Regions from separate parts of the Homo sapiens genome. Here region 2 is linked to region 1. Evidence: read pairs that join two places in POLR2A ChIA-PET (ENCODE). Cell type or tissue: CD4-positive, alpha-beta T cell. All regions are shown on one strand. Links, peaks and the distances in the headings refer to the core of each region. The heading gives the core; the rest is flanking DNA. Region 1 overlaps SLA2 (Src like adaptor 2). Region 2 overlaps DLGAP4 (DLG associated protein 4).

Evidence for each region. ChIA-PET counts read pairs that join two places held together with the same protein. Peaks named below come from ENCODE experiments on the same cell type or tissue, not always from the same donor. Only the 100,000 strongest peaks of a DNase experiment are listed, where the experiment ranks them.
Region 2: POLR2A ChIA-PET joins it to region 1 with 5 read pairs; 2 of 35 experiments call an interaction of 5 or more read pairs at or near these places.

What each region holds. Positions count from the first base shown.
Region 1 is chr20:36,624,864-36,633,744 of GRCh38, forward strand. SLA2 (Src like adaptor 2) reads right to left here. Exons shown (of 8, transcript NM_032214.4): 4 at 8,680-8,766; 5 at 7,732-7,835. Among named protein-coding and RNA genes, the nearest start is that of SLA2, 17 kb to the right of the region's middle. RefSeq lists enhancers at 5,374-5,483, 8,163-8,664. In CD4-positive, alpha-beta T cell, for the core only: no CTCF peak of the experiment used is centred there; DNase peaks (open chromatin) are centred at 3,378 and 5,308; H3K4me3 peaks cover 576 bases; H3K27ac peaks cover 1,870 bases.
Region 2 is chr20:36,424,815-36,433,695 of GRCh38, forward strand. DLGAP4 (DLG associated protein 4) reads left to right here. Exons shown (of 13, transcript NM_001365621.2): 3 at 6,832-7,902. The coding sequence starts at 6,904. Among named protein-coding and RNA genes, the nearest start is that of MYL9, 110 kb to the right of the region's middle. RefSeq lists an enhancer at 7,016-7,517. In CD4-positive, alpha-beta T cell, for the core only: no CTCF peak of the experiment used is centred there; no DNase peak of the experiment used is centred there.

The sequences.
Region 1 (8,881 bases), core at 498-8,497:
GCAGGTCACTAGGGGTGATGAGGAGGTGACTTTGGTTCTGTCCTTGGAACTGATGCTACAAACAGCCTGAATCTTCCTGTTTGGGGGGCAGTCTCTCCCAGCTCTTCATCCTCTCTCCCCCTCTCAACATGCATAGGTGTACTCACCTGCTCATTCATTTATTCAGTAAACATCTGCTGAGCACCCACCACATGCTGGACACTCTGCTCTGGGCCCAGACACAGGTATGAAATCATCACACTCGGGGAAATAAGTGCTGTCTTGTCAGCACATCCACAGCTGGGATTTTCCTTAATGGTCCTCATTTCAAGTATTTAGTTCCTGTATTATTCTCATCAGACCACGTACCCTGATTTTTTTTTTTTTTTTTTTTTTTGAGATGGAGTTTTGCTCTTGTTGCCCAGCCTGGAACACAATTGCATGATCTCAGCTCACTGCAACCTCCACCTCCTGGTTTCAAGCAATTCTCCTGCCTCAGCCTCCTGAATAGCTGCCATTATAGGTACCTGCCACCATGCCTGTCTAATTTTTTTGTATTTTTAATAGAGATGGGGTTTCACCATGTTAGCCAGGCTGGTCTCGAACTCTGTCCTCAGGTGATTCCCCCGCCTCGGCCTCTCAAAGTGCTGGGATTACAGGCATGAGCCACTGTGCCCGGCCATGATTTTGTTTTAGGAAATAAATTTAGCCAGCTGTGGTGGCTCATGCCTGTAATCCCAGCACTTGGGAAGTCTAAGGCGGGAGGATGGCTTGAGCCCAGGAGTTCGAGACCAGCCTGGGCAATAGAGTGAGATCCTGTCTCTACAAAAATTTAAAAGTTAGGCATGGTGGTGCACGCCTGTAGTTCCAGCTACTCAAGAAGCTGAGGTGGGAGGATCACTTGAGCCCACAAGTTCAAGACTGCAGTGAACCATGATTGTGCCACTGCACTCCAGCCTGGGCAATAGAGTGAGATCCTGTCAAAAAAAAAAAAAAAAAAAGCTGGGTGTGGTGGCTCATGCCTATAAACCCAGCACTTTGGAAGGCCAAGGTGGGCAGATCACCTGAGGTCAGAAGTTCAAGACTAGCCTGGGCAACATGGCCAAACCCTGTTTCTACTCAAAATACAAAAATTACCTGGGCCAGACATGGTGGGTCACGCCTGTAATCTGAGCACTTTGGGAGGCCAAGGTGGGTGGATCACTTGAGGTCAGGAGTTCAAGACCAGCCAGGGCAACATGGCAAAACCCTGACTTTAAAAAAAAATACAGCTGGGCGCAGTGGCTCATGCCTGTAATCCCAGTACTTTACGATGCCAAGGTGGGTAGATCACAAGGTCAAGAGATCAAGACCATCCTGGCCAACATGGTGAAACCCTGTCTCTACTAAAAATACAAAAATTAGCTGGGCGTGGTGGCACGCACCTGTAATCCTAGCTACTCGGGAGGCTGAGGCAGGAGAATTGCTTGAACCCAGGAGGCATAGGTTGCAATGAGCCGAGATTGTGCCACTGCACTCCAGCCCAATGACAGAACGAGACTCCGTCTAAAAAAAAAAAAACACACACAAAAATTCGCAGGGCGTGGAAGCATTCACCTGTAGTCCCAGCTACTCAGGAGGCTGAGGTGGGAGAATCGCTTGGGCCTGGGAGGTGGAGGTTGCAGTGAGCCGAGATAGTGCCACCGCACTCCAGCTTGGGTGACCCTGTCTTAAAAAAAAAAAAGTCTGGGCGCGGTGGCTCATGCCTGTAATCCCAGCACTTTGGGAGGCCCAGACGGGCAGATCACAAGGTCAGGAGATCGAGACCATCCTGGCTAACATGGTGAAACCCCATCTCTACTAATACAAAAAATTAGCCGGGTGTGGTGGCAGCCGCCTGTGGTCCCAGCTACTCGGGAGGCTGAGGCAGGAGAATGGCGTGAAACCGGGAGGCAGAGCTTGCAGTGAGCCGAGATCCCGCCAACTGCATTCCAGCCTGGGCGACAGCAAGACTCCATCTCAAAAAAAAAAAAAAAAAGAGGAAAAGAAAAGAGATAAACCTATTATAGCTACAGAAGAGGTATTTTCAAGATGCTATGGGAGTTGAGAACAAAAATTGACATAGTATGGGAAGGCGATAGCCTGGGTAGGTGATAGTCTGGGAAGGCGATAGTCTGGGTAGGTGGTAGTCTGGGAAAGTCCCACTGGAAAGAATGGCGAAGGATGAGTGTGAGCTTGCCGTGAGGAGAAGCGGAGGGCAGGCTTTCCAGATGGAGGGAGGGGTATGTGTAAGGATGCAGCGGTAGAAAGAACAAGGTGTTTACAGAGTGGCTGGTGGGCAGAGGGTCCAGAGGGAACAGTGGAAGCTGTGGCTGGACGCGGAGCCTAGAGGAGGACCCACCAGAAAGAAAGGCCAAGTATAAGGTCCTAATTTCAGAAAGCTCCAGCAGGCTTAGGCAACATCACCTCCGGGACCTCTGGGGTCAGGTATTCCAGTGATGATGCTGGGAGTGAGGGATGAGGGATCAGATAAGGAGCTGCATGTGAGAAGTGGGCCTAGCAGGACCCTCCTGAACCTTCTCTGCTGAGGCCTCTAAGAAGCTTTAGGGATTGAATGTTGCACCCTCCACTGTCTGCACCCTGAGGACAAAAGCCATGACTTAGCAGGCCTGACTCGGAGGAGATGCTCAGTAAGTGTTTCCCAACTGACAGTGGACAGAGGTGAGCCCTGCAGGGGCAGGAACCACGTCTTGCTCATCAATCTCCCTTATAGTGCCTGACACAGAACAGATATACAGCAGGACAGCGCAGAGGGGCTGCTGCTGGGGCCTGTCCCTAACCCTGTGCTGACCTCTGCACAATCCTGTGACCTCCACAAAGCTTCTAGGCCCCCTTCACGGAGCAAGATTTGGGGCCTGACTAGAGCCTGGCCATGGCTGTCCCGAGGCCTATCATATAGCCAGGTATGCCAGAAGGACTTGGGAAGATGGGGTCTTCCTGCTCCGGACTCTGATTAGTGTTCCTGGTAGCTCAGGGCCCCAGGCCTTCCTCCTTGGTCCACATGCAGGCTTGAAGCTCGTGTGGAATCAGTGCCTTTGGGCCAATGAAAAGCTGATCCTGGCATCACTCACTCACTTGGTCAATGGCTAATTCCCATTATATACGACAAGAGCATAATGTAAAGTACATTGTCTCTTATTACTTCATTCTGGGTTCCCTAGATTGGAACTCTGTTTTCAAACTCAAGAGAACAATAGAACCATCCAGAGAGCCTGTCCAAGAAGCAGATTTCTGACCTCTGCCCCCAAAAGTCTGATTCAGTTAGGTCTGCGGTAGGGCCTACAAGTCTACAGTGTCAACAAGTTCCCCTGATGAGTCCTGTACACTCAAGTCTGAGAACCACTGTTCTATGACGTCACTTGGGCCCCTAGAGTCACTGTGGTGTCAAACCACAGTATAAAAGTTTACACTGTGACGCAGGACACACCTTATACAAAATCTGAAACAAAAGTTTTATGACGCAATGTTTACCCCAACCATGGTCATGTTCTCTGCTCAATTTCACTACAAACACGCACTGGTCCAGACGCACTAAATTAGTGGGTTCCGACCCTGGCTACCCATCAGAATCACCTGGGCAGCTTTTACAGTGTGCAGGCCACATCCCTGACCAGTGAGATCAGAAACCCTGGAGGTGGGGTACAGGCATCAGTGTTGATTTATTGAATTTATTTATTTATTTGAGACAGGGTCTTGGTCTGTCACCCAGGCTGGAGTCCAGTGGTGTGATCATAGCTCACTGCAGCATCGACTTCTTGGGCTTAAGTGATCCTCCTGCCTCAGCCTCCCAAGTAGCTTAGACAACACGCACATGCCACCACACCTAGCTAACTTAAAAAAAAATTTTTTTTTTTTAAGAGATGGGGGTCTCCCTTTGTTGCCCAGACTGGTTTTGAACTCCTGGACTCAAGTGATCCTCCTGCCTTGGCCTCACAATGTGCTGGGATTACAGGTGTGAGACACTGCACCTGGCCCCTAAACTGATTTCTTGACCCACAAATCAACCATGACCCGCAGGAAAATTTTACCTTTCCTGGAAAATTGGCAAATTTCTTCTTTCTTTTCTCCTCCCCCAACTAACATTTTTCATCTTCCTCTTTGATAACAATAGCTGCATCCTGATCCATCTCCTTTTGGAATTGACTATGGGGACCTGGAGACCTTAGTCCCGGTAATTATGAGGATTTTTTTTTTTTTTTTGAGACATAGTCTCGCTTTGTCACCCAGGCTGGAGTGCAGTGGTGCGATCTCGTCTCACTGCAACCTCCACCTCCAGGTTCAAGCAATTCTCTAGCCTTAGCCTCCTGAGTAGCTGGGATTACAGGCACCTGCCACCATGCCCGGCTAATTTTTTTGTATTTTTAGTACAGATGGGGTTTCGCCATGTTGGCCAAGCTGGTCTCAAACTCCTGACCTCAGGTGAGGCCTTATGTGGATCTTATGAGTCTTTAAAGATCTTCATGGATCCCGCTGGGCGCGGTGGCTCATGCCTGTATCCTAGCACTTTGGGAGGCCAAGGTGGGCGGATTATCTGAGGGTCAGGAGTTTGAGACCAGCCTGGCCAACATGGCAAAACCCCGTTTCTACTAAAAATACAAAAAAAAAAAAATAGTCCGGTGCAGTGCCTTACTCCTGTAATCCCAGCACTTTGGGAGGCCGAGGTGGGTGGATCATCTGAGGTCAGGAGTTTGAGATCAGCCTGGCCAACATGATGAAACCCTGTCTCTACTAAAAACACAAAAATTAGTTGGGCATGGTGGCATGTGCCTGTCATCCCAGCTACTCAGGAGGTTGAAGCAGGAGACTCGCTTGAACCCAGGACGTGGAGGTTGCAGTGAACCGAGATCGCACCACTGCACTCCAGCATAGGCAACAGAGTGAGACTCTGTCTCAAAAAAGTATAATAATTATCCCGGTGTGGTAGCACTCGCCTGTAATCCCAGCTACCAGGGAGGCTGAGGCATGACAATCACTTGAACCCAGGAGGCAGAGGCTGCACTGAGCCAAAATGTGCCACTTCACGCCAGCCTGGGCGACACAGTGAGACTCTGTCTCAAAAAAAAAAAAAAAGTCTCCATACGGCTTTCTCTTCTCACTCACAGAGTTTTCTCTTTGCATCTGTGTCTTTTTAGGTAAGGGGCAGAGTGGCCATAAGGGCCAGCCACTATATTCTTGGGGCTGACCCAGGCCAGAGAATGGGCCAGGGGAGGGGAGCTGAGCACTGAGCACTTCCTGTGGCTTCTGAAGCTCCAGGGGACAGTCTGCAGTGGGGCCCTGCTCCACTCCGCAACGCTGCTGTGGTTTCCTGTTTGCAGCTGCTGTGCTGGGCTGGCCTCCCCAGCCCCTCTACCAGCCTATGGATGTATGTGAGGTGGGGGTGCTGATGCTGCCTAGAAAATAGCAGGAGGGGCCTCAGAGAGGTCAACCCAAGAACGCCCAAGGGCAGGAGAGGAGAGACAAAGAAGCTGGAAAGGGTCCTGGGAGGGAGACTGAGGCAGAGAACGAAGGGTCCCGACAGCCTATCACAGTTGGTTCATATCAAGGCGGGCGCCAGGAGGTCTGTCCATTCCTGATACCTCCTTCCCTGGTCTGTTGCTATGCTTGCAGTGCCAACATTACTGCCCCACGTGGGCCTTTCTTGGGGGCCTGGAGTGAGAGGAGGTGTGGCTGGGTTTGAATCCTGGCTCTGCACTTACTAGCTGTGTTTCCCCAGGCAAATTATTTCTCTTCCCTAAGCCTCAGTTTTTCCATCTGTAAAATGAAGACAATGGAAGTACAATCCCCATACATTGTTTTAAGTCACTTAAAGGGCTTAACATAAACGTGGGGGCTGCTGCTCCTTCAACATCCCTCTTTGCCTCTGCCTTAAAGGACTCAGGGGCAGCAGCTCAGAGGGAGGCAGGGTCATCAAAGAGACAATCAACTTTGTGTTTTGATTGCAAAAGACCCTGCACCTGGGGTGGGAGAAGCCCCACATGAATGTGCATGTGGCCCGTTCCTACTCCTCTTTGGTCCAGTTTTTCAGTCTGTACAGTGGAGCGAGGAGGATCCATGAGATGACTTCCAGTGGGTTTCTAGCTCTGACTGGCTACTGACCCAAGAGATCCTGTCACCATTTTAATGTTTTGCCAAGAGATCAGAATCATGTTGTGTCTTGGGGAAGGAGGAATCACCTCCTAGTCAACGCAGAGAAATTCTGTGACTATACTCTATTAAAAATCCTAGTTGCCAATGTGTTGGCTGAGCCTAGATCCCTACTGTGGGCCATTCACATTCACTTTTATTTTTTGAAATGGAGTCTGGCTCTGTTGCCCAGGCTGGAGTGCAGTGGTGCAATCATGGCTCACTGCACCCTGGAACTCCTGGACTTAAGTGATCCTCCCACTTCAGCCTCCGAAGTAGCTCGGACTACAGGGATGCACCACCATGCCTCACTACATTTTAAATTTTTTTGTAGAGAAGTGGTCTCATTATGTTGGCTAGGCTGGTCTCAAATTTCTGGGCACAAGTGATTCTCCCACCTCAGCCTCCCAAAGTGCTGGGATTACAGGTGTGAGCCACAGTGCCCGGCCTGTATTATTTTTAGAAATGCAGATTTTTGCTCTATTGCTGATAGGCTCTCATGGCAGCAACATGGCAGATGACAGCCAGACTGCTAGACACCAAGGCTAGGAACTCCAGCCCTTCACATTTGGCCTTCTGCCCCACCCTCAAGTCATATCACACTTGGCTCTTGGCATTGGAGGGGCAAGCCCTGGCATCACTGTGGATCTCAAATAGAGGTATGTTTCCCAAACTCTGTGCCATGGAACACTGGCTTCCAGTGACCCAGGAGCTCCCTGAGAGCAGGGACCATGGCCACCTCACTCAGCAGAGATGCCTAAGGCCTGACACATACAGTAGGTCCTGTCCTTCCCTGAAGCCTCCCCACATCATAGGTGCTGGAGAAGCATTTGCTGAATGAATGAACATGGAGTGACTCTGACTGGTGCTGCATGATGAAACACTCCTGTGTCAGAAACACTTGGGAAATGCCCAGTTAGGCAAACGCGACGCCTTAAGAAGTCTTGTGTTAACACGGATTGTGAACCTCTCAGAGAAGGATACGATTTTCGGGGTCCCCTAAACTGACCCCCCATCTCCTCTACTTCTAAGCAGGTGGCCCACAGAACACACTCAGAGAGTCCCTGTAATGCATCCTCTCGTTTCCCCCAAAACACACGCCCAGCACTGTGTCTCTGCTGAGTAGCAACCCCACTGCCTTGGGAGAAAACCAAAGCTTCTCAGCTCGGCATCCAAGGCCTCTGTGCTGGAGCTTGCTCACTTCTAACCTCCTATTGTCCCGAGGTGCAGCCCACTGGCCCACCCCAGCACCACTGTGTCTTGTTGCCTGGGATCCTGTGGGAACATCCCTCAGGATCCCAGGTCCACTCCTCCAGGTCCACTCATGGTCTATTCCTCCATGAAGCCTCCCTTGATTGCTCCAAAGTTAGCTGCCTCTCCTCTGCTTTCATGGCCTGTCTCCATCTCCCCCAGCCTGGGCTCCACATGGTTCATATGGGCAGGACACGGAGCTGGGGCTCAGGAAATCTTGGTTGACTGAGAAGTCAGGCAAAGCCTATTTTCTGGGCCGCACCTGCAGCCATATATCTGTGGGCTCCTTTCTGAGACCTCCACGTAGGGAGGGCCTGGGCTGGCACCGAGCTTACTCACCTCTCCTGGTCTGGCTCTCCCGGATGAGGAAGGCCCCTCCAGGGTTCCCAGGTAACAACAGCAGTTCCTCTGCTTTCTCCCTGCTCAGGCCCTCATACAGCCACCTGGCGGAGCGAAAGAGAGGGACAAGGGACAGGGTCAGCCTGGAGGAAGAGGGAAGCCAAGATTTTACCACCACCGCTGAGTGACCCTCACAAGGCCCTCCCTCTCTGGGCCTCAGAGTTCTATCTGCTCCACGAAGAGCTGGGCTCAGGGTCTCCGAGGTCCATGCCATTTTTGTCCTCCCAGTCCTGGCTCCAGGGCCCTGGGAGGACAAACTCATGGGGACAGCCTCAGCTTTCTCTGCCTGGAGACCTCATTCCCCCAAGTAACCTGGGTTGGTCCCAGCCTCTCTGCTATCCCTGCTCAGTCCCCAAAGCACCCTGATTCTATCCACTCACCTTTCTAAGCCTCAGCTTTCCAAGAGCTGCCCCTCTGTTTTTTTCTTTTTTTACTGAGACAGGCTCCTGCTCTGTGGCCTAGACTAGAGTGCAGTGGCGCAATCACGGCTCACTGCAGCCTTGACCTTCCAGGCTCAGATGATCCTCCCACCTCAGCCTCCCTAGTAGCTGGGACTACAGGTGCGCACCACTGTGCCAGCCCCTCACGCCACATGCTGCCATCTCCTACGTGGACTTTTCAGCATTTTCCACCACGAGATCCTGGCAACCTCCAAAGCCCAGAGCTCCACACCTCCTCTGTGGGCCTTCCCAAGCCCTTCCTCTGGCTCCCACATCTCACAGGCCAACCTGTGCTAGGATGAGCTGTCTGCCCCTCTTGAGGGCAGGACCTGGGTTCGATTCTCCCCCATCCCCAGCTTTGCTCAGCGCAGAGCCGTGCACAAAGGGGAGTTCTTGTGGGAGGAGAAAGCAGGAAGCTCTGCAAGGCGGGCCTGGGGTGGGAACTCACCCATGGGAGACTTTGGCCACGTGGACGCTGGGGATGTTATACTCTCTGCCTGAGACTTCAGACAGCACCGTCCACCAGTCTCCATCCCTGGAGAGAGAAAGGAGTGGGGGCACCTCTTTCAGATGAGCCAAGGCCCCGACAACCACACATTCAGGGCTTGCAAGGACCCTCTCAGGCTGGATCCTGTGGCCACCTGTCCTGC
Region 2 (8,881 bases), core at 629-8,628, 200 kb before region 1:
AACCTCTGCCTTTCAGATTGAAGTGATTCTCCTGCCTCTGCCTCCCAAGTGGCTGGGATTATAGGCTCAAGCCACCACGTCTGGCTAATTGTTGTATTTTTAGTAGAGATGGGGTTTCGCCATATTGGGCAGGGTGGTCTCAAATTCCTGACCTCAAGTAATCCAGGCGTGAGCCACCATGCCCAGCCTTACACTCCTTTTCTTTATGGTGCTCACAGGCCAGGGGATGCTGGGGGGAAGGGAAGCCATCAGTGCTAATGGGGAAGGAAAGAGCGAGTAAGTGGTCAGTCCTGGAAGAGGAGAAAAATACTACCAAAACCCCACAAAGACAGAATGGGAGAAAATATTTACAAACCATATATCTGCTAAGGGTTCAATATCTAGAATATATACAAAGAATTCCTAGAGCTTAACAACAAAAATGACAAACAACCCAATTATAAAATGGGCAAAGGACTTAAATAGACATTTCTCCCAAGAAGATATACAGACAGCCAATAAGCACATGGAAAGATGCTCAACATCATTAGTCATCAGGAAAATGCAAATCAAAGCCACAGGGAGATACCAGTTCACACCTACTAGGATGACTATAATTTTTTTAAAAAGGAAATAAGTTCTGGCAAGATCTGGGAAAACTGGAACCCCTGTATATTGCTGGTGGGAACGTCATATGGTGCAGCTGCTATGGAAAACAGTTTGGTGGTTCCGCAAAAAGTTAAACATAGGGGCTGGGCGTGGTGGCTCGCCTGTAATCCCAGCACTTTTGGAGGCCAAGGCGGGTGGATCACAAGGTCAGGAGTTCAAGAACAGCCTGGCCAAATGGTGAAACCCCGTCTCTACTAAAAATACAAAACATAGCCAGGTGCAGTGGCGGGCACCTGTAATCCCAGCTACTCGGGTTGCTGAGGCAGGAGAATCACTTGAACCCAGGAGGCGGAGGTTGCAGTGAGCCAAGATCATGCCATTGCACTCCAGCCTGGGCGACAAGAGCAAGACTCCATCTCAAAAACAAAACAAAACAAAAGTTAAACATAGAATTACTGTATGATCCAGCAATTCCACTTGGATATTAACCCAAAACAATTGAAAACAGAGACTCAAACAGATACTTGGACACCATTGTTTGTAGCAATATTATTCACAATAGCCAAAAGGTAGAAACAACCCAGGTGTCCATCCAAAGATGAATGGATTAAACAAAATGTACTATATATGCAGGATGGAATATGATGCAGCCATAAAACGGAATGAAGTTCTGACCCATGCTACAACATGGGTGAACTTAGAAAACAAACATTATGCTACGTGAAATAGGTCAGACACAAAATAACAAATGTTATATGATTCCACATATTGAGAATATTTAGCATAGGCAAATTCAGAGAGACAGAAAGTAGGTTAAATATTACTAGGGGCCGCCAGGCATAGGGCTCACATCTGTAATCCCAGCACTTTGGGAGGCCAAGGCAGGCATTTCACTTGAAGTCAAGAGTTCAAGACCAGCCTGGCCAACATGGTGAAACCCGTTCTCCACTAAAAATACAAAAATTAGCTGGGCATGGTGGCATGCGCCTCTAATCCCAGCTACTTGGGAGGCTGAGGCACGAGAATCGCTTGAACCCAGGAGGCAGAGGTTGCAGTGAGCCGAGATCGCACCACCGCACTCCAGCCTGGGTGACAGAGCGAGACTCTCAGACTCTGTCTCAAAAAAAAAAATGAATAAAAGAAATTACCAGGGGCTAGGAGAAGGAGGAGAAAAGAAGTTTTTGCTTAATGGGTACAGAGTTTCTGTTTGGGGTGATGGAATGGTTTTGGAAATAGATCATAGTGGTGGTTACACAACATTGTGAGTGTCCATAATGCCCCACTGAATTGCACGCTTAAAGATGGTTAAAATGGCAAATTTTATGTTACATGTATTTTGCTACAATAAAAGTAATACCTACGGGAAATAGGAAAATTCATAGACACGGAAAGTATCTATGGACGTGGTTGTCAGAAGCTGGGAAAAGGGGAAAATAGGGAATGACTGCTTATTGGGGATGCGGTTTGCTTTTGGGGTTATGAAAATGTTTCAGGGCTGGGTGTGGTGGCTCATGCCTGTAATCCCAACATTGTGGGAGGCTGAGGCAGGAGTATTGCTTGAGCCCAGGAGTTCCAGACCAGCTTGGGCAACATAATGAGACTCCTGTCTGTACCAAAAAAAAAAAAAATGTTTTTTCTAATTAGCTGGGCATGTACCTATAGTCTCAGCTACTCAAGAAGCTGATGTGGGAGGACATTTGAGCCCAGGAGATCAAAGCTGCGGTGAGCTATGATCACACCACTGCACTCCAGCCTCGGCAACAGAGCGAGACCCTGTCTCAAAAGAAAGAAAGAGGCTGGGTGCAATGGCTCATGCCTGTAATCTCAACACTTTGGGAGGCCGAGGCAGGCGGATCATGAAGTCAGGAGTTAGAGACCAGCCTGGCCAACATAGTGAAACCCCATCTGTACTAAAAATTACAAAAATTAGCCGGATGTGGTGGCATGCACCTGTAGTCCCAGCTACTCAGGAGGTTGAGGCAGGAGAATCGGTTGAACCTGGGAGGCAGAGGTTGCAGTGAGCTGAGACCACACCATTGCACTCCAACCTGGGTGACAGAGTGAGAGTCCATCAAAAGAAAGAAGTGGGAGGGAGGGAGGGAAGGAAGGAAGGAAGGAAGGAAGGAAATATTTCGGAACTAGATGGAGGTAGTGATTACACAGCATTGTTACTAAATGTCACTAAATTGTACACTTTAAAATGACTAATTTTATGTTACATTAATTTCTCCTCAGTTTTTTTTTAAAAAAGGAAAAAAGGCTGGGTGCAGTGGCTCACGCCTGTAATCCCAGCATTTTGGGAGGCCAAGGTGGGTGGATCACAGAAGGTCAGGAGTTCGAGACCAGCCTGGTCAACATGGTGAAAACCTGTCTCTACTAAAAATACAAAAATTAGCTGGGCGTGGTGGTGCGTGCCTATAATCCCGGCTACTAGTTAGGCTGAGGCACGAGAATCGCTGGAACCCAGGAGGCAGAGGTTGCAGTGAGCTGAGACCACCCCATTGCACTCCAGCCTGGGCGACAAGAGCAAGACTCCGTGTCAAAAAATAAAAATAAAAAAGGGAAAAAAAACTGGAAAAATACAATCCATAATATGCAGCTAATAGATACTCAGGGGAAAATATATAGCTTTTCTGTGACACATTTATTAGAGTATAAGGAGATCAGAAAACAAATGAACTAAACGTCCAACTCAAAAAGGTGGAAAAGGTGTTAGAATAAGAAAGTGTGCTGAACCCAGCTTTAGCAGGGGTGAGGGAGGGAGGCACCTTGCAAGAGGAGGGTTGAACCTCTAGGACTATACTGTCAACCTGGTAGCCACTTGCCACATGTGCTATTTAAATTAAATTAATTAAACTTTTTAAAAAATTAAAAATTCAGTTTCCCAGTCGCACTAGCTGCATGTCAAGTGCTCTGTGGCCCAGTGGCTACCATATTGGACAGCTCAGATCTAGGGGAAGATGGACAAGAAACTAGCAAACAAGTAAACACATGAGAGTTTCCCAGAGCAGTGAGAGCTATGAAGAAATCCTGAAGGGTGTGAGCTTGGCTGGCAGGTGGACAGTAAGAGATGGGAACAAGGTTGGAGAAGCTGGTGGAAGCTGGGCCATGCTGGGCCAGATGGACATCCACTCTTTGCTGAGGCCACCTGGTACCGTCCCATCCTCCCCACCCTCTGCCCCTCAGCTGGTGGATCCAGCCCCCACACTGTCCCCTTTCTTTGCACATCCTCCAGTTCAGCAGGGCCAGTGGGCTGGGTGGGGCCTGCGTTAAGAGTCAAGAAGACCTGGGTTCCAGTCCTGGTTCCGTGTGGCTTTGTGCTGTCTGGTTCCCAGACTGGCGCACTTTGTCTCATAGGATGTTCTAGAGGTCAGAGTCTAAAACGGATTGCAGAGCTACATTCTCTCTGGAGGCTCTAGGGGAGAATTCATCTCTTTTTTTGAGACACAGTCCCACTTTGTTGCCCAGGCTGGTCTCAAACTCCTGGCCTCAAGCAATCCTCCTGCCTTGGCCTCCCAAAGTGCTGGGATTACAGGCGTAAGCCACCATGCCCAGCCATCTCTGCCAGCTTCTGAAGGCTGCCTGCATTCCTTGGCTCATGTCTCCACATCACTCTGATCTCTGCTTCTGTTGGCACATCTCCTCTGACTCTGACCTTCCTGCCTGTTTATTTATTTATTTATGTATTTATTTTTGAGACAGAGTCTCACTCTGTTGCCCAGGCTGGAGTGCAGTGGCACAATCTCGGCTCACTGCAACCTCCACCTCCAGGTTCAAGTGATTTTCCTGCCTCAGCCTCCCAAGTAGCTGGGATTATAGGCGCACGCCATCACACCCAGTAATTTTTGTATTTTTAGTAGAGATGGGGTTTCACTACGTTGGCCAGGCTGGTCTCAAACTCCTGACCTCAAGTGATCTGCCCTGCCTTGGCCTCCAAAAGTGCTGGGATTACAGATATGAGAAACCATGGCTGGCCCATTCCTGTTTCTTTTTTTCTTTTTTTTTTTTTTTTTTTTTTTTGAGACAGAGTCTTATTCTGTCACCCAGGCTGGAGTGCAGTGGCACGATCTCAGCTCACTGCGAACTCTGCCTCCTGGGCTCAAGTGATTCTCCAGAAGCCTCAGCCTCCCAAGTAGCTGGCATTACAAGCACACACCCCACACCCAGCTAATTTTTTGTTTTTTGGTAGAGATGGGGTTTCACTGTGTTGGCCTGGGTGGTCTCAAACTCCTGATCTCAAGTGATCCACCTGCCTTGGCCTCCAAAAGTGCTGGGATTACAGGTGTGAGCCACCATGCCCAGCCCATGCCTCTTTCTTATAGGGACCGTGTGATTAGCTTGAGCCTATCCAGATAATTCATGATAGTCTCCCCATCTCAAGATCCTTAATCACATTTGCAAAATAACCACACCTGCCAAGTTCCTTTTGACAAGGTCATGGGCATATTTGGGGGCCATTATTCTGCCCTCCATACTTGATGTCAGCCAGAGCCTTTGTGCTGTGACCTGACCCAGCCCCTCTGAGAGCCCTCCCTCCACAAACCTTGTCCTCACTTGCTCTGCTCCAGCCACACTGACTCTTTGCCAATCCTCAGCACACCAGGCTCAGGCCAAACCAAGTCTTGGTACTCCCACGTACAGGGCCGGTGGGCTTAGAAACCTCGCCAACCTCTCTGCTCCATGGCAGACAGGAAGATTGAGGCCCAGGCTCAGAAAAGGAAGGGACTTACCTAAGTTTTGGACTAGTATTTCCAGGATGTTCCCATTTTACAACAGGGGAAACTGAGGCACAGCAACTGCACCTAAATGCCACCCTCTTGTGAGCCCTTGCCTTGCTTGTCCTGAGGACGTGCCCCTGTTATTGACTCTGAGAGCTCTATTCCAGGCCATCTTTGCTTCATCTCAATTGGAAATGATGGGCCTATGGGCTTGTTGGCCTCTTTGGTGTCAGAAGCCCTCAGCACCTGCCCAGCAGTCATACTTGGTAGACATTCGGTGAAGGGCAGAGCAGGTTTTTGCAGAGGGCTTCCATTTGACATAGGAATTCCTCTGTTAAACAATTGGACGGTACTGCCCTCAGACCTGGATGAGATGGGCCCTTGCCCTAGGTCCTTCTTTTTGGAAGGCCTCTCTAGGCAGGCACAGTGGCCCACAGCTATAATCCCAGCACTTTGGGAGACCAAGGCTGGAGGATCCCTTGATCCCAGGAGGCCAAGGCTGCAGTGAGCTGTCTGTGACCTTGTTGCAAAAAAAAAAAAAAAAAAAAAAAAGGCCAGGCATGGTGGCTCATGCCTGTAATCTCAGTACTTTGGAAGGCCAAGGTGGGCGGATCACTTGAGGTCAGGAGTTCGAGACCAGTCTGGCCAACATAGTGAAACCCTGTCTCTACTAAAAATACAAAAATTAGCCATGTGTGGTGGCATGCATCTGTAATCCCAGCTACTCGGCAGGCTGAGGCAGGAGAATCACTTGAACCCGGGAGACGGAGGTTGCAGTGAGCCAGGATCACACCACTGCACTCCAGCCTGGGTAACAGAGTGAGACTCTGTCTCTAAAAAAAAAAAAAAAAAAAGACCTCTCTGGCCCTCTAAAAGTCCATGTTTTTCCCCATAAGGCAAGGAGAGTTCAGGAGCCCTGGGGACATGCCCACCAGCAGGCTGCATCCCCCCATAGACCACCCTGGATACTGGGCACCCTGGGATTCCCTGCCCAAATGACCCACGCCTGCCTCCAGGGCCAGCACAGGGTCCTCCCGTGGGAGGTGGACCCTGCCACAGGGACCATCCTGGGGTTCCGGGATGACTGTTTGGGGGCCTGTGGACAGAGCTAGGAGATGTGGGCTGGGGTATTTGCATCTATGTGGACCCTCGGGGTGAGGGACAGAGTCAGAAACGGAAAGAGAGTGGAGGATGGGCAGCCCCCCACCCATATTTCATCATGGAATTCAGAGGAGACCCAGAACTCTGAGTCTGAGCCTGGTTTTCCAGGTTGTTTTAAAGATACAGTCCTCAAGCTAGAAGAATGGAAGATGTTGTGCTTGTCTGATAGTCGGTAGCTTGAGTTGTAACTTTTATTTATACACAGAGTACGTGGGCCTCGGTGTGTACTCCTGTCCTCAGGCCCACAACATTGAGGACTGGCTTCAGAGATCCTCCCAGCCTTGCGATCTGGATCTGACCTTCCCGGCACCCCTCCCCGACAATCCAGCTGACCAGCTGACCGCTTTCTGTCTTCTCTCCCTAGGATAGCTGCCGCCCGGGAGAGGTGACCCGGGCGCCCTGCTAGGGTGAAGGCCCCTGCCCTCGGCCCGGGATCATGAAAGGCCTCGGTGACAGCCGCCCCCGCCACCTCTCCGACAGCCTAGACCCACCCCACGAGCCCCTGTTTGCAGGGACCGACCGCAACCCCTACCTGCTGTCGCCCACGGAGGCCTTCGCCCGCGAGGCCCGCTTCCCCGGGCAGAACACCCTGCCAGGAGATGGCCTCTTTCCCCTCAACAACCAGCTGCCCCCGCCCAGCAGCACCTTTCCCCGCATCCACTACAACTCCCACTTCGAGGTGCCAGAGGAGAGCCCCTTCCCCAGCCATGCCCAAGCCACCAAGATCAACCGGCTGCCCGCCAACCTCCTGGACCAGTTTGAGAAGCAGCTGCCCATCCACCGTGATGGCTTCAGCACCCTCCAATTTCCCCGTGGCGAGGCCAAGGCCCGTGGTGAGAGCCCTGGCCGCATCCGCCACCTGGTCCACTCAGTCCAGCGGCTTTTCTTCACCAAGGCACCCTCACTGGAGGGCACAGCGGGCAAGGTCGGTGGCAATGGCAGCAAGAAGGGTGGCATGGAGGACGGCAAGGGCCGGAGGGCCAAAAGCAAGGAGCGGGCCAAGGCTGGGGAGCCCAAACGGCGCAGCCGCTCCAACATCTCAGGCTGGTGGAGCTCCGATGACAACTTGGACGGCGAGGCCGGCGCCTTCCGCAGCAGTGGCCCAGCCTCTGGGCTGATGACACTAGGCCGCCAGGCAGAACGCAGCCAGCCACGCTACTTCATGCACGCCTACAACACCATCAGTGGGCACATGCTCAAAACCACCAAGAACAACACTACTGAGCTGACTGCCCCACCACCCCCGCCCGCACCCCCAGCCACCTGCCCCAGCCTTGGGGTGGGCACTGACACCAACTACGTCAAACGGGGCTCCTGGTCCACTCTGACCCTCAGCCACGCCCACGAGGTCTGCCAGAAGACCTCAGCCACCTTGGATAAGAGCCTGCTCAAGTCCAAATCCTGCCACCAGGGTCTAGCCTACCATTACCTGCAGGTGGGTCTCTGGCAGGGTCAGGGGTGGGATGAGGGCTCTGGGGACGGCACCAGTTTTGAGGCCTAGACGTACCACAGATTCACTTGGAAAGTCACTTCATTCTGGGCCTCTGTGGCTCAGCTATAAAATGGGTGGCCTAGTGGTACCTGCTAATCAGGGAGTCCTTCCACTGGTCATGCTCTCAACAGAGATTAATTAGGGCCTTTCTGAGCCCAGCCCTGAGCAGGGACTAAAATATGTTCCTGCCCTTTAGAAGACAAATCTGGAAGCTGTGCCATCCCAACCCCCTCACAGAACCAATTGCATGACATTCTAATTGCCAGCCTCTCCCTGCCACCCCCATCAGACTGACAGTTTTTTGAGGACAGGGATCACATCTGATGCAGCCATGTGTCCCCAAGGCCCAGGACAGGATCTGGCATGCAGGAAGTGCTCAGGAAATGTGAGCGAGGGAGGGGTAGATGGACAGATGGACAATTAAATGAACAGAGTCAGAAATAAAGAAGACACAGTCCCAAAGATTAGAATACTGGGAAAGACATGGACGGTCATGTCAGTGTCGGCAGAGTGTGATGGGGATCAGCACCAAGAGTTGCAGGGGCCCAGGGGGTCCTAACCCAGCTTGGGGGAATAGCTTTCTTCTTTCAAATGCCAACACTGATTCAGGCACTTGCTGTGCACCAAGGCCACATGGCTTGAAAGTGGCAGAAGGCTGAGACATCACCGTGGCTGCACATTTCCAAGTGGCTCTCAAGGGTAGGGCAGGGGGCTATGAACTGAATGGCTCCCCAGGGCAAAGCCAGGCTGTGGGTGGAAATTACAGGAAGCAGATTTCAGGTGGAAGGAGCTGCTTCTGCAGGTAGTGAGTGCCTCATCTCAGGGGGAATGCAAGCGCGGGCCTGGCCAGCCCTTGGGAACTCTGATGAGTATTTCTTTTTTTTTTTTTTAGACAGAGTTTCAGTTTCACTCTTGTTGCCCA